Linked DNA regions of Mus musculus: region 2 is linked to region 1. A link is a loop called in an ENCODE intact Hi-C map of the cell type or tissue named here. Cell type or tissue: left cerebral cortex. All regions are shown on one strand. Each heading gives the region's core, and the rest is flanking DNA. Links, peaks and the distances in the headings are about the cores only.

Region 1 (3,457 bases), core at 493-2,992:
CCCACTGTCTCTGGCTACCGTGATGTCTGTACTCCTGGGTCTCTTGGGCTCTTGCGGATAGCCCTGGCCATGTCCAGTCTGCTGGTCCACTTTACTTCTCTTGCAATCTGCTCGGAGCCTTCCCAGGTGCTGCTGTATATTTTCTCTCTCTTATTAAAAAAAAATCTTCCCCCTTAAAATGGATCTATCATATTGGCAATCTCTTTAGTGTACACCCCCCTTCCATACACACTGTTCTCTGAGGGGTATCTCATGGATGGGGAGCTGTGTGTCATCTTAGGGAACTCAATTTGTATTGCTGAGATAACATCTGGAGGCCACTGGCACCCGGGAACTCAGACAGAGATGTAGCTCTATCACTGATCGCGTGGGTTCGCAATGGTAAATCCATTTTTCTTTTAAAAAAGTATTTGTTTATACTGTATCCATGTTGAAGACACCGTTTGCATCTAAGGAGAACCATCTAGACCTTCCTGCAGGATATGTTGACCCAAGGTTTTCTTTTAAAACTCCATAGGCCTACATTAGATTTCATTTCTAGTGCAAAGTAGTTGAAACATTTTTTTTTTAAAAAAAGAAAGAAGAATTGTGAGATATTTCAATTAAAAGTTATACTTAAAAAAACATATTAGTAAAAATTATCTGGTAATATTTCTATTAAGTTATATTTGAGAAGATAATATTCTTATCTAGTTATATTTGATAACAGATTTGGTAAATGTAATTTTTCAACACAGTTTTTGAAAATTCTGAGTACTGGAATATACTTCTTTATGACCTTAGTGATAAATATCTTTATTGTGTATTTGTTCAATAAATCAGATAATCCCATTGACAACTATGGACAAAATATGGATCAAATGTCACATTACATTCTAAATCATGCATCTTATCCATGACTAGACACGCAAAAATAAAATACAAGACTTTGGAAAGTGTTTGGACTAAGATGTCAAAGAGGTTAATTAGCTCACATGAAAATCAAAGAAAACCATGTTTTCACACAAAATAGGAAATAAAAAAAGAAAAGAAGAAAAAAAAAAGAAAAGATATAAAGACAAGGAAATCACTCTTAGCTACAGAAACAAATTTTATTAGCTTCTCAGCACTTCAGCTCACTCTTGGTGTCATAACTTATCAATTCAAGTAGCAGGAAAGAGTAGAATTTAGAAATAATTCTGATCATTTCTTCTAAGAAGTAGAGAGAGAACAAAACCCACGCCAAAGAGAACCCTCCCTTGAACGGGTGATGGTAGAGTGAAGAAGCATAATGTGCTCAGGTGAGAGACTGGCTGCAGTCAGTGTAGCACTCACAATGCCCACGCTGCCCTGAAGCAACAGGTAGCAAAGTTCTGGGAGGAGGGGAGCAGAGAAAGAGGTTCAGGGTCCTACCTGGAATCCAGGTGGTCTTAGGTGAAGATAAAGGTGGCATTTTCTGTATTCTCATCCAGAAGTGTAGCGCGTGTCAATGGAAAGGAGCCTGGCTAAAATCAACATTTTTTATTTTGGAAGAAGAAAACAAAGCAGACATCACTTTAGGGACATCTTAAACCAGAAACAATTAAATATACTCTTTCTTGCTTTAATGGATATAATAGCCCAATGTTCTTCAAGAAACTCACTGTTCCTCCTTAACAAACCTTGGGGGGCGGGGGAGAGGGAGGTAGGGAAGTGATTAATTTAATCTGTAACTTTTTCCATTCCCAGTCTGTTCTCAGCACTTGGTGGGGGGAGCTTTAGAGTTCTTACAGCTCCCCCTACTGGTGGTAAACAGGATGTGCAGCTTTTGTACGTAAAGCTTTGGCTTGTTTATTCTGAGAACAACAGCTAAATATAACATCAGCTTGTTATTGCAAAAGCAAGATTCCTCTCGTCGTTTCCGATGTCTGAAAAAGTTCAACGCGTAAATTAAAAACACGAAGGGTCATAGAATTTTCTGGAGAAACTATTTCCCGAAGTCGGGGCAACAATGGATTCTGGACTAGAGCAATCCCACACAGTACAGCTTCAAGAATCTGTTTCTGAGATCCAGCCCCAGAAATGACTTAGGATCTGTGGGCGATCATTTCGATTGCACCGCCTTGCCTCCATGCTCTGTTCAGATTTTATCTGTAACCCTGGGCAGACAGAAGTGAGAGGGATACCAGTCAGTTTAGCTGCTGCAACACTGTCTCAAAACCCCCGCTGCCCTTGCAGTTGGGGGTCTGTCATGTGTCAGGCCTGACCCATTCAAGAGAGCTGTGGTCTACAGCTGCCGGCAGTGCAGCAGGTGCGCTGGGGATCACTGCCTGGCCTGTATCCCTGCATGTCATGCAGAGCTGAGATATTTGTACATTTCCGTTTCTTGACCAATAAAATCTCTAAAGTCTGTCTTGCCTTCATATTTCAAAGTATGAAGATATACTAGCCATTCCACATTTTTAATGGTAGCTTTAATTTTTTTTTTTACATCACTGGAGTCTCTTCATATCTGAGTCTATTCTCCTTGTTCTCAATGGTGTCTCTTTGCATAATGTGCAGAACGCCTCAGGCATTTTTGAGCGAACTGGTTTTGCTGTAGAAGAAAAGCCCAATTGCTATTTCAGGATGTGACGATCTTTAAGACTGGGAAAGTAACATATCTCCATCAATTGTAACCAAGTCTTTCGTATTTTGACAGACAGGGGTGAGAAGATCTGAAAAATCGGTGTTTAATCGATGTTTCCTTGTGCCATGATTATTCTTGTTTGTTGGACCACGCTGTCCGTTCATGCCACTTTCCTTTCTCTCGGCTTCACTTGCTACTCACTCCAAGAAACATATGTTCAAAGTCAAGCTGATTACCTTTAAAATGCATTGCTAATTATTAAAACTCAAGGCACGTTTGATATGAATTTCAGCTAGACAGTGGCTTCCATGACCAGGATTCTGTTGGTTTTCTCTGGGGTTTGCAATTGCCTTTCTTTTTTTAACTTGCCCTGGGAATATTTGTTACCTCCTTTTTCCTCCTGTTCTTCCTGTGCACTTTGTGCGTCTTGATCTCCCGGAAGAGGCTGCAGTCCTCCTGGGGTCTGGGGTCTTCGTGTCCTCTTTCTACTGTTGATGGTTCTCATGGTATGCAGGGCTTGTTGCAGGGAAGGGTGCCTAGAGGAACTGCCTTGCCTCAGGGCTATCAGCTGCCACTTGGAGTTCCTCAAGTAACTGCACAGCCCAAGTATAGTGCAGGCTCTGCTTATCTTGTATATCAATGATGCAATTTGCCCTTCCTTGATGTGGAGGAAAGAACAACTACCTTTAGTTTTCCTTCTTCTACCCAAGTAAGCTGCTGTCATGGCTCCAGAGCTAAGAGGTTGCCACCTTGCAAGAAAAGGGTACAGAACCTACTTGACACATTCCAGGGTGTAGGGGATTTTCCACGGTTTGGGGAGTAATAAAGCATTCTTTATTTGGAGACAATGCTAACTGGACACAGTGCTGA
Region 2 (3,457 bases), core at 464-2,963, 180 kb before region 1:
GCTTTCTACCTTGAACTCATGGAGGGCCCTTGAACATCTTATTATACGTGTAAAATGGCAATAACTGCCAATGTGTGGGTTGCCACAATGGATAAAGGAAGTCATGCATCTAACCTGACACTTGGACCAGGACACTAATTCCATGAAGAGTATCCAAGGCCACTCGAATCAAGGAAATACATTTTTACTTACCATTCTAGGCCCCTTTAGCCTAAGCCAATTGTTTCCTAAAATCTTACTGACAGGCTTTCTGGGTCCTGAAAACCATGTTTTCCAAAGTTACCTTACCCATGAATCATCTGTACACCCAAGATGCAAACTCTGTTTGGGGCAGATTTGCACTCCTCACAAACTCCCAGACGATATTCATGATCCCACTTTGGGGACCATACTTTTAAGAGGTTGTGCCTAGAAAGACTGACTTCCAGGCTTGTGATTCCCAACTGTTAAATGTTGTCATAGTTACAAAGGATTTTTAAAATGTATCACTGCTGTCATCTTCACCAGAGCTTCTGATTCAGTGACCCTGGGTCAGGGAATCTGAATTCTTCTTTCCTAACAGATCTCCAATAGTAACAATGTCACTACCTGGAAAGCTACACTTGTCAGAGGCTAAGAAAACCCGCAGGAAAATCTCGTTCAAATTCAATTGTCACTATTGGCAGAGGAGCAGTCTCCTTGAGAAAGTGTCTAACCCCCCCCCCCCACCACCACCAATACTTTAAAGATTGCCACTTTACCACTCAGCTTACAACCCCACCTTTGGTTTCCAGATCCTCAGATCGTTCGTTATCAGGTACATTACCTTGTAGGTGTTAATGGGTATGTCTATGATGATGTGCAGTAGGTCTCCCAGAGCCAGACTGGCGATCAAGATATTGGGACCATTGCGCATGCACTTGTTCTTGTAGATGATTCTTAGCAGCGTGGAGTTCCCGATGATGCCTAGCACGAACACGAGGCACGACACAATCGTGTTGATGTATTTAAAAGTCTTGCTGATCTCAATATTTCGTTGGCACGGAGGAGGGAAGGATCTTGGCGGGACTCCAGCCCCCCTCCCTCCTTTGGTCACCTCCGCAGGTGCGGAGGAACGCATCAGACTGGAGTTGGAACCTCTGGTCCAGGAGGTCTTAGTGGGTGGCGTCATTACCTCTTTAGTCCCGAGAAGTGACAGCGTGGCTTGGGCAGGTGGGAATCCTCTTTTCTCTCCCCATACCCCCAAGAAGCCACAGGCCAGCAGCAGCGCCACCAAGGCGCGTCCGCACCGGCTTGCGGGCGATTGCATGTTACAGCTTGCTCCTGTGAGAGTCTGGTAGCCGCTCTGCTGTTTTCAGTCTGGAGACCAACTGGGGAGTGAAGACAGGACACTTAAGTCAGCTACCCCAGCCAAGCCTCTGAAAACACACTAGCCCGGTTGCCTCTACCCGCGCCTTAACAGTAAGTTAAGTTTGCGCGCCAGTGGGGAACTTGGGCGCACGCCACCCGCTGGTCTGCATTCAGTCTCCTCCCGGACCCTGCTCGCAGAGTTTTAATCCCCAGCCCTGCCGTAGACCAGTCGGTGGGGAGGAGCATTCGGGCAGGGGGTGTTCCAGACTGGGGAGGGTGCGTGTCCCAATGAAAGAACACTCGTATGTGCCGGGAAGAAGCAAGCCCAATTTTAGCTAAGCTTGGGGACCCGGAGTGAAGGCACCTAGCGGCCAAGGGCATACGTCAATGCACTCAGCCAAGAACCGAGAGAATAACAGATCAGCACCAACTTCTGTGCTGTCCCAGTGACTTCAAACACTCGCCTTACAACCCAATCTCGGTTTAAATCGCTGTCGTGTGTAAGTTTTACTAATTAAAAAACCCCCGAACCACTAAGCAAAGCGGAAGCCCCAAAGCACGGTTCAGCCACAGATGTTAATTCAAAGCTAAACCAGGATGGTTCGTTACCTCGTGCGGATTGGAAGCACCAGGAGCAGCGCCACGAGCAGGGAACCTCCTTCCCAGGTTGTCAACTGCCCTAGGGAGCTTGCGGCTCTCAGCAGGCGTCCAGCTGCTCCTAAACAGGCCTCTCGCAACTGAATGCAGCTCTGGCTCTGACAAAAGACCGAGAGAATGCCAGGCAGCGGATCCTCAGCAGCTTGAGCGGGGTCTTTGCTGTCCCCAGACAAGTACTTTTATTCATTCGGTCCCTTCCCAGCATCAATCAACGCCAGACTCCTCCCGCGTTTTCTGAGCGACCTTGCCACAACCTTTTCCCTTGGGCGACGCCTGGACAGTATCAGCCCCAGCTGACCGCTGGGAGGGGCAGTCCTAGTTCAGAGTTGTGTCTCACATAAAGCTGTTTATTTCTTACTCAACGAAGAAACTAACATATCCCATGACAACCTGGGATCTGGAACCTAGGAGAGAAGGTTCTGTATCAACCTGGACTTTGAATACTCCGACTGTTCACACAAATGTCCTGTAGTGATTCCCGAAATCTGCTTGGTTTGGGGAAGTTGTCTTTCGTTTGTTCTTGTTTTTTGATTTTGTTTTGTTTTGTTTTGTTTTGCCCTTAAGTTTTAAGCCAGCATGCAGGGCGGGACGCTTTCTTCTTCGGCAGAGGGACTGCCCACCCAAAGGACCAAAAGGCCCTGTAGATCTCTCTCTGTGCCCTGTAGATCCCTCTTCCTGTGTACTGAGGTGCCATTACTAGGGGTCTTTCTACTGTTGCCTAAAGGGACCTGAGGCAGAAGACAGGAAAATACTCAGGAAGCCTATTTACAAATTCAACCTGACGCTTATTTTACCAGACAGAGCAAGGAAATGAACTCTCCCTGTCATTCTTGGCTTCTGTCTTTATGGTAGAGAAGGGAATGCTAGGGATCTTCCGTTGCGCAGAGTGGTGGGTGAGGTGCATTATTCTGCTATCAGCAAGATCCTGCTGTGCCTGCAGAGGAGGTCATCCTCTAGACCCCCTTTGTCTCCCAGCTAGTTCATTGTACAACTAGGATTTGCATCTTAGATGGGCAACGCCTATCAAATGTTTCCCATGAAGCTGGAAGCAGAACGTGCGCGTGTATGTTAAAAGGTGAACTTTAAATGTGGACTGTAGTTAAGTCTAAGGGATGGGAACTATGGCCTGGGCATGAGCACCAATTCCAAATCAGGTTGTTTTGAAGACAATGTTTATCCTCCTGCCTCAGTGAAGACAAGGTCAGCATGGAACTGCTTCACGTGGACTTTCGTGCCAACATACAGTGTTGTGCAATAAGGAATTCTTTGTGTGCTTCAGTAAGGATGTGCCTGCTCCAAGGGCAGTTTTGAACCTGTCCCTTTGACACAAGTCACTTTCACTCAGGCTTTCTTCTCTACCTCTCTCTTTCTCATCATCTCTATTAGTGTGTCTTCCATGCAATGGGAATGTCCCTGCTAATTCCTGCTGAGATGTGCCTCTGCCCTGTTTTTTAGAGCACTTGTAGACTAC

The links. Peaks named below come from ENCODE experiments on the same cell type or tissue, not always from the same donor. Only the 100,000 strongest peaks of a DNase experiment are listed, where the experiment ranks them.
Region 2: it touches region 1 in a loop (3-fold over the local background); 9 of 42 quality-filtered maps call a loop at or near these places.

What each region holds. Positions count from the first base shown.
Region 1 is chr14:104,025,535-104,028,991 of GRCm38, forward strand. 4930432J09Rik (RIKEN cDNA 4930432J09 gene) reads right to left here and starts at 1,608. Exons shown (of 3, transcript NR_045953.1): 1 at 1,393-1,608. All of the region lies in intron 1 of Gm41238 (a long non-coding RNA gene), which reads left to right. In left cerebral cortex, for the core only: a CTCF peak has its summit at 1,767 (motif pointing left); a DNase peak (open chromatin) is centred at 1,787.
Region 2 is chr14:103,842,189-103,845,645 of GRCm38, forward strand. It overlaps Ednrb (endothelin receptor type B), which reads right to left and starts at 2,288. Exons shown (of 8, transcript NM_001136061.2): 1 at 1,939-2,288; 2 at 806-1,349. The coding sequence starts at 1,288. The region is part of intron 1 of Gm35197 (a long non-coding RNA gene); the gene reads left to right. In left cerebral cortex, for the core only: a CTCF peak has its summit at 1,648; DNase peaks (open chromatin) are centred at 1,017, 1,440 and 2,037; H3K4me3 peaks cover 1,541 bases.